Regions from separate parts of the Homo sapiens genome. Here region 1 is linked to region 2. The links are chromatin contacts, found by Hi-C or POLR2A ChIA-PET in ENCODE. All regions are on one chromosome and are shown on one strand. Each heading gives the region's core, a stretch centred on a gene start or an enhancer-like site at or near the end of the contact. The rest is flanking DNA. Distances are from core to core; before and after follow the strand shown.

Region 1 (4,378 bases), core at 1,066-3,565, 740 kb before region 2:
AAACCAAGTCCAGAGAGGATTTGGAGGCTCCGGGGAGGAGCTAAGAGGTTACCAGCGTCTCCTTTGGGAAGTGGGTGAGAGTCCATCCCACATGCCTTATCTGGGCAGATCTCATTTCCTGGTGGAGGAAAAGGAGGAGATCTTTGTGTTTCTCCTCTGTTTTTTCCCTTTCAGACAGACCAGACATCAGATCTCAGTCAGATAAATCCAGCTGAAAGAAAGGGGCTGAGGCCAGGGCTGGCACAAAGAAAAGGATCCCTTGCCAAAGTCACACAGGAAGATACTCCAAAAGACCCTCGCCCAAAGAAGAGGGCGGACGGGGTTCCCCTGGAGCTCCCTTTCCCTAAGGGCCTGGCGTTGGGCTTTCGATCCTAGTTCCACATGAGGTTTCATGTAAATGATTGTATTATTATTATTTTTTTGCATGGGTGAAAAGTCACAAATTATTAACGCTGAATTTCAAAGACTGCAGTCTTCTCACTCTGGGGTGGCATCTCTTCACTGTTCAGGCACGGGCAGCCTCACAGAACGGACGTGGCCCAGACCTCACTTGACCTCTGAGAGGCCCTGAAGGCAGTCGCCCAAGGGCAGGGGCAGGGGACAGGGCGGAGGGGGAGGACACTGAGCGGAGCGGGGAAGGAAGAGAGAGGAGGGGTGGGGAAGGAGAGGAGGGGCGGCGGGGAGCCCGGAGAGAAAGAAGGGAGACCCCGGAGAGGAAGAGGGGGAGGCCCGGGAGGGCGCGCGGAGGGGGTGTCAGCGAGGGGCCGCCTGTCAGGGTTCTATCTGCGCGATGATTGATGCGGGCCCGGGTTTTTCTGTCAGCCTGTCACGGCGCAGGAATGTTTAATGTTCTCATTATTGGTTACGCTGTTGTGTATATTTCTCTGTCAGCACCGCGGACCCAGCTGAACTGGCAGAGCACTTCAAAGGCCTACGGGTCATTCATCATCCCCATGACGCTCCGGCAAATGCTCAGCTTCAGCCCCGCGCCAGGGATTTGTTATGACTTGCGAGCCGCCTGACAGACAGGGCTGCGGCGGCCGGGAGGGGACGCGCGGGAGGCGGGCTCCGGGCCCTTCCTGTCACGCCGGGCCCGCGACTCCGACTCGGGGGGCAGGCGGCACGGCGCGGGGCGGGCCCGCCTGGGCGACCCCCGGGAGGGGTGGCAGGAGGAGGCAGGGGCGCGCCCCCTCATGGGCCCCGGGGCGCCCTCACACCTCTCCCTGCAGTCCCGCCCTCCTCCTCCTGGCGGGCGGCGGCCTCTCCCAAAGTTGTGCCGCAGACCCAGAGGTTGAGGGGGGGAAAAGCGAAACTTGCAACCGTCCAGGGCCAGGGAGGGGCGGGAGCTGGGAGCGAGAGCAGGAGAGTATCGGAGCTTTGTTTCCTTTCCCAGGCCGTGACATGATTAATCGTTTTCTTCTGATCTAATTTTGGAACATGAAAAACAGCACATTTGTCTTGAAGAAAAATGATGTGCCGAACTGCGCAGATGGAAATTTCGAGCAATGAGAAAGATTAAAGTGAAACCCCACTCCTTAGACCTAATCATGAGTTGTAGATTATTCTGTCGGCCCAGCCAGATGGTAGCTCTGATTCCACAGCCCCTTCTTATATTAATGAATACTCGACTGTTATATTTGACTTAGGTAAGTGAAATGTCTATCAGAGCTAATGGACTGCCAGCCAGCATAACACATGTTGTACCGCTAAGGGTCCTTCTGCATTTTTCATGTTTTATACTAATGTAGAACATTTTGTTTCCTACTGTTTTTCATCATTGTCACTGTTTGCTAAATATTTTCACATGGAAGGGGGGAGAGAGAGAGACAAAGTCAGGAGGAAAAAGAACCCCCCTCCAAACTTGTGTCCAAAGCTAATTTCCTCCCGTTGGGCTTGGCTATAACTCTACAAGTAAAACAGTCACCCCGAGCAATACGTACAGGAACTCAATAGTAACGTGATTAAGTTCCTAGTCAACAAGACTACACTCGACTGTATGTTAACAAACCTAATTATAGCCCCGTGGTAATAAATTGGGCCAGGGCCCTGGCTGCACATCTCTGAGGTCATGTCTAGGAGAGCTGTTTGACCCTCTTGTCTCAGGGAAGAGAATTGTCCTGGAGAGGGGTCCCTGTCTCAGCATGGTAGAGGGGCTGTTTTCTCCCTGACCTAGTTGTCCAGCCCCTGGGAGGATGGGTGGATGCCAGGAAGCATTTCAGAGCGGAAGGTCATCGGCATGAGAACTGGGTATTAGGATTTGCTGGAGGAGACCGGAAGGGCAGTGGCTTCTGAGCCATTGGCCCCTTTCACGTTGTGAGTGGCATCAGGATGTCTGAGAGGAGAGCATGGTGTTTTTGCTTCATTGGATCCATGCAGGTCTTGGAGGGTGGTGGCCCACTCTTTCTGGGCCAAGTAGAGGGTGGCTCAGACACCCCCCCTTCCTCCAGGCTTCTCATCTGTAACTGGTGAAGCCCGGAAGAGCTTGTTGTTCAAGAGGAAATCTTGTGTTACTTCTTTATGAAGGACTCCAGCCTGGTGGAGATGAATGAGTCCTGAAGATGGAATCGAAGCTGTTTGGGCACAAGTAAGCTGGAAGGGGTTGAGGGACATTTTCAAGGAGTGATGTCTTGAGAGAAAAATGGAAAGAAATCCACAGGCAGAAAAGAGATATCTAGATATGAAAACATGGGGCAGGGGGAGGGAGAGAGAGAGAAGAGAATGCAGAGAAAGAGAGAGACATACAGGAGAGGACGTGTAGGTACCAACAGAGGAGATGGCCCATGAACTCAGAGGAGAAACTCTTCTTGCCTCAGCCAAAGTGAGCTTCCTAAAAAGCCATTTTGACCCCTGCTAAAAATTCTCTCCTGGCTGTGATTCCTACGGGAGTCAGTTGCAGTGTCTTGGCTGGGAATAGGTGAGCCTCTCCATCTACCCCCAGTTTCTCTCTCCAGCCTTATCTCTCACTTGTCCTCAACTGTGACCTTGCCCTTCTGCCACATGAGCCTTCTTAGGATCCCCAAGAGTGCCAGCCTCTTTCAGAACAGTGTGATTTTATCTGTGTTTATTTCTGTCTATCCTACTCTCCTGTATTCTTTCCCTGGCAAACTCCTACTCATCCTTCAAGACTCAGCTCTCAGATCTCCTCCTCTGTGACATTTTCCTGACATTCCCAGGAGGCATTATTCATCCTCTGACCCCCACCCCCGACTCTAGCTAGGCTGCATTGAAAAATGTCTGTGTTTACAAGTCTCTTGCTCTACACCTTCCTTCCTCTACAGCTATTCCTCTGCTCATTCGTTTACTCATTCAAGAAATGTACATTAAGACCTTACTGTGTGACAGATATTGTTCTAGACACTGGGGATTTAGCAATATACAAAATCCCCTGCCCTTCTGGAGGTGTATTTGTGGATTTCATTCATTTCAGTAGCTGTATTTGTGGATGTATTAATGAGGCTCTTTTATAGTAAGAAACAGAAACTTGCTCAGGCTAGCTCTAGAAATGGGTATTACTGTAAAATGGTGGCAATAAGGAAGGCAGAAAATCTCACAGAGACCCAAGAGCAGCTGCACAGCTGAGCTTCACAGCTTCTGTAACTCGTTAATTGGCTCATTCATGGCCCTTCCTAGGCCCATGTCATTTAAGAAACTTTTTATTGTGATATGAAATACATACATAAAAGTGCATATATCACAAAAGTACAGCTCAATGAATTTTCACAAACTACAACCCATAAAGAGGTGAAGAAACATAACATTCATTACCCCAGTACCTCCTATCCTCCTTTATTTCATTTTTAAGATACATTCTCATCCCAGCTTCTCCCCAACTGTTTACCATGTGATGTTTTGATTTCTGTTTTCACTGGATTCATTTTATAAACAGCTTTATTTAGGTGAAACCTACATACCGTAAAATCATCCATTATAAATGAACAATCCAATGATTTTTTAGTAAGTTTATAAAGAGCAACCATGATCACAATCCAGTTTTAGAACATTTCCATCATCCCAAAGAATCCTCCTGAGTCAATTTTCAGTCAGTACTCAGTTCCAGCCCCAACCCCAGCCCCAGACTACCAGGTTTTACGTTTAGGTCTGGGATCCATTTTTTAAAAATAATTTTACTAAGATATAATTCACATACTGTAAAGCCTACACTTTAGAAGGTAAAATTATGTGTTTCTAATATATTTACAAAGCTGTACAAATATCACCCCTATTTAATTCGAGAACATTTTAATCACCAAAAAGAAACCCCATATCTATTCATAGTCACTCCCCACTTTTCCCTCCCTTTAGTCCTGGAAATCACTACTCTCCTTTCTGTCTCTATGGATTTGCCTATTCTAGACATTCCACATGAATAGAGTCATAT
Region 2 (4,389 bases), core at 140-2,639:
ACACGATGACCTCTGGACCCCTACTCCAAAATGTGTCCCCCCTCGGTGGGGCTGGCAGTGTTGGTTGGAGGAGCAGGCGTGCTCTGGGAGTCGAGTCCTGAGTGGGACCACCCCGAGGTCTGGCAGGAATGGAACATGCCGGCAGAGCTCTGGGCCCAGTGGTATCTACAGATTTAATTACTTACAACACATTTTTATACCTCGTAAGTATTGACTCCCTATTTTGGAGTCCTCTTGGCAGCGATCCCACAAGGGAGCTATGGATGCCTTGGGAAAGATCTGGTGCTGAAGTTCACACTCACAGCAGATGTGCAGACATTGCACACGCAAGCACACGGGGCTGTAATGGAAGCACTATCAGTAAATGAATAAATAGTGTGGACGACATCTCCCTGATTTGTCACATTTTATAGAATAGCCCGGCATCCCCTACGTGTCTCCCTCCCGTCCACATCGTAGCTCAGCTGTCAGCCGGTGCAGGCTCAGCACATCTCCTGGGTCTGGCAGGTGAACGAGCTGGGAGTCTGTGTCTCTGTGTAAGCCCCTCTGCCGGCCGGCTTGCTTTAATTAATGTCTGTGTGCGCCCAGGCAAGCACTTGTGCACAACTACCTCGTGTCACCTCCACCCCCAACACTCATGAGAGCCCATAAAATTAAGAGTTAACTTTCAGCGATGTGTATAAGCAAGGCTATTTTTCCCTTTCTGCTGTTTTTTTTTTTTTTTCCTGGAGCCGGGTACTTAATTCTTTCTGTTGCCTTTTTATTTACTGCCTCAACATCTACAGGGTTGCACTCTACACTTCTTTCAAAAATTAAGTGAGAAATCCACTTTCCATAAATTAAAACAGTAACTTCAGGCCAGGAGCTTTGAAGCAGCAATTCTCCCAACCCCCGTCTCCCCACCCGCAGCAAAAACAAATAAAAAGAAATAATAAAAGAAAAAGCCCTCTCAGATCGGAGTGATTATGTAATTCTGCAGATGCCTTGCCTTTGGGGCAGCCACTGGGACGCTGGGCAGAAGCAAATTAAGTGATTAGTAAAGAAAAAAGGCAGAGGAAAAAAAAAAGTCAAAGGATGTGAACGGAGAGAAAGGAAGCCTTCCCTGTCGTTTCCCCCGCGACTGTACAGAGAACTGCTAAGAAATGATACTTGAAGTTATATTTATTATTGTAAGAGGGTATGATATTTCTGGGCAGGAATGATGGATGACAACTTGAATTTGTGTCCAGGGAATGAAGGTGAACTGTGACAGAGTTATTTATCTTGGGAATGGAGGTTAGGGTCAGCCGAGGCTGGGTGCCTGAAGGCACAAGACATTGACAAATTTATCCTGCAGGCCGTATCTGAAGCCCTTTGTTTTGGATCCTGGCTACTCACTAAGTGACCCTCATCCTTCATGTTGGCAATGCGTGAAGGATGCGGTGGGTGCCAGCGGCCCCTTCTCCCCCGCCGCCCCCGCCCCGACTCCTGCTACTAATTCTTGTCATTCACTTTGCTGACAGGCACCAAGCCCAAACTATTCCCAGTCCTGAAAGGGAAGGTTAAAATATTTATTTCGGCTCATAATGGCCTCCCTGATTTAGTGCAGGATCATTTTTCCTGTTGCCTTTGTCATTGCAGGTCACTGGAAGGACTGAGCGCATTCAGGAGCCTGGAGGAACTCATCTTGGACAACAATCAGCTGGGGGACGACCTTGTGTTGCCAGGGTTACCCAGACTGCATACCTTAACCCTCAACAAGAACCGAATATCCTTTCCTCTGCCCGCTGCCCCCACTCCCCACCCAGCCCCACAGTCGTCCCCCAACCCCACCCTGCACAAATACCTGCAAAATGTCAAATGAGTTTTACGTGTCAGCTAAATTAAAGTATGTGAAATACAGTTCGTGGGCAGACAAAGCATTCTGTCTTCTGGCACTCGGGACACTTCAGAGTAATTTATTATAGGTCATTCATAAATGAAACGCACCATTATATCTTCCTGTTGCTCCATTTTAGTGTAGAGATCTAAGTTATGGCTGTGAAGAAATCTTTTTAATAGATAAAAATAGAGAAAGAAAATAATGTCACCGCTGCAGAGGCAGCGAAGCCCAGTCTGTTTGCTTGGGCTTGTGTGGGAGGGCGACCTCTGGTGGGAAGTCCCGGGTAATGCCGCCAAGCAAACTTCCTCTCCTGGGAGGTTTCTGGAAGGCTCTGGGGCAGGCTTGGGGAACCGTTTTGGTGAGGGAAAGGAGCTAAGGTGGCAGAGACATGTGAAGCCCAGGCCTGGCTATGCCCTCACTGGGGGATACCATGCTCTGGTGATGAGAGGCCTAGGGGACCCACGACAGTGTATGGCCTCCTCTATGGAGGCAAGGACCTAGTCAGCCTAGGGTGAGACTTACGGGCACTAACTGCTCTGGATTCTGTAGTGGGGATGGAAACAGGGAACCCTTGCTGCAACCTAAGGCCCGTAGCTCCTGCATTGTTAGTGTAGTGGATTACCCGGCACTAGAATGCCAGCTCGATGGGACAGGGAGTTTCCTTGGTTTTGTTAACTCCTCTGTTCTTCACACTAAGAATAGTGCCTGGCACCAAGTACAAGCTCAATAAATATTTGAGGGATGAATGCATCATTATCATTAGCTATTCCTTATTGAGCACTCCTAGGAATGAGGCATGGTGCTGGGTTCTTTATGTGTGTTGTTATTCATCCTTACCAAGCCCTGTGAGAAGGGTGTGTCTTTTCCATTTACCTAGACATAGAAAGAGGTGAGGTGTAGGCACACAGCCAGACACTAGCAAGATGCTAGGTCCTGGATGATTCAGTGTCAACTGTGTTGTGTCCAAAGTCCAATGTCTGCATTCTACTGTGTTGCTTCAGACTCAGTGGTCCAATGGCTTTGTTTTATTGGATGGAACATTTGAGACCTGGAGTAGTTAAACCACTTGTTCACATTCATACAATAAGTTAGAAATAGAAAAGGAGACAAGGCATTTTCCTCTAGAGTATAAAATAAAATCAGATATACATGTAAGGCTTGGCACATATGCATATGCCAGCATTTAAGAATGATTTGCAGAAGTATTTGTTAGCTACTGTTTATACTTCAAGCCATAAGTTAATGTTTTCTTTATTCTCTCAGATATTGTCTCAGTCAGCTCTTGCTGCTACAGCACAGTACCGTACATGAGGTGGCTTAAACAACAAACATTTATTTCTCACAGTCTGGAGGCTGGAGGTTTGAGATCAGGATGCCAGCAGGGTTGGTTTCTTGGTGAAGATACTTTCTCACTGTATCATCACATAGCAGAGAGAGAGGAAGCAAGCTTTTTCAAGTCTCTCCTTATAGGGGCACTGATCCCATCAGAGAGATCTACCCTTATGACCTAATCACCTCCCAAAGGCCTCATCTCCACATACCATCATTTTGGGGATTAGAATTTCAACATATGAATTTGAGGGAAGAACAAACATTCAGACCATAGTATTATAAATATGCTCCTTGTGGTCATTATTGTCACTTTGATAGAAGTAGAAGGGGAGGGCCTACATGTAAATTCACAGTCTTTGTCATAATGAAATTTTGGTGGAATTTTCCCTTCTTATGTCTGTTAGTCAACCAAGTTTCCCAATCACTCTTTGAAAAACTTTGTAGTCTTATGGCTTTCTAGGCTGTCTTAGATGATCAGTTGGCCAATATTCTCAAATAAATCAAGGACAGAAGGATTTTTAGACATGTCCTGTGTCCCAGGTCTCCGTAGAATATTAGGGTCCATGGACTTTGGTTCATGTCTCAGCTTAATCATATTTAGCGGTGTGACCTTGGACAAGTTATCTTCTGTGAGCTTCTTTTTCTCATTTTTAAAGAAATATGTTGGACTGGTCGATGGTTTTATTCACAGTATTGCTGTCACCAGAGATAAGCAGGCCTCTTGGCTTCAGAGTGCTGAGAGGTTTTCTTTGTCTTTGGTTGAGTCCTTTCCCTATTCTGTGCCTCCACTTTTCCAATCTGTAGCAGTAATGCTAAGGGAGTAATGGTAATGGCCTAGGAGGGACCGAAGCAGAAGACACTGTGTGGCTGTAAACCTGACCAGTGATATCACTGGTGCTGTTGTAGCACATTTTCTTATCAGTGAATATTCTGAATAGACTTCTTTCCTTTTTTCTCCTCTGCTCTACTAATGTGATTGTGAAGATCATCTTCCCCATCTACTTGACTCAGAAGTCACAGAGAAAGGTAGGTAAAATCAGGCAATAACAGCACATGCTATCTTCTCAACCCAGCACTTCTGATGCCACTTTTTCAGCTAAATGACTCTCCTACCTAACTGTGAGAATGTTGCAGGCTTTCCAACAATTTCTAGGTTCCATATTGTTATTGCCACCCCATGAAATGCTTTAGATATG

Evidence for each region. Hi-C counts contacts between places; a loop is a spot of excess contacts on that map. ChIA-PET counts read pairs that join two places held with the same protein, here RNA polymerase II (POLR2A). Pooled maps may share reads with other maps.
Region 1: a loop to region 2 is called in a map of heart left ventricle, with 6 times the contacts of the local background. The contact joins the promoter of ZNF503-AS1 here to the enhancer-like site in region 2. A Hi-C loop is called at or near these places in 3 of 168 maps with a recorded cell type or tissue (PC-3 and heart left ventricle), 1 of 37 single-sample maps with no recorded cell type and 10 of 50 pooled maps. POLR2A ChIA-PET finds 5 or more read pairs at or near these places in 1 of 52 experiments (activated CD4-positive, alpha-beta T cell).

What each region holds. Positions count from the first base shown.
Region 1 is chr10:75,294,068-75,298,445 of GRCh38, forward strand. It overlaps ZNF503-AS1 (ZNF503 antisense RNA 1), which reads left to right and starts at 2,316. Exons shown (of 4, transcript NR_038226.1): 1 at 2,316-2,584. It also overlaps a transcript of ZNF503 not described here. RefSeq lists silencers at 1,017-1,126, 1,147-1,196.
Region 2 is chr10:76,034,388-76,038,776 of GRCh38, forward strand. It overlaps LRMDA (leucine rich melanocyte differentiation associated), which reads left to right. Exons shown (of 7, transcript NM_001305581.2): 3 at 1,621-1,747. Among named protein-coding and RNA genes, the nearest start is that of MIR606, 480 kb to the left of the region's middle. RefSeq lists an enhancer at 1-3,744. Within about 2 kb of position 1,390, at least 2 of the 41 ENCODE cell types and tissues checked have a DNase peak (open chromatin) inside an H3K27ac peak, as active enhancers do.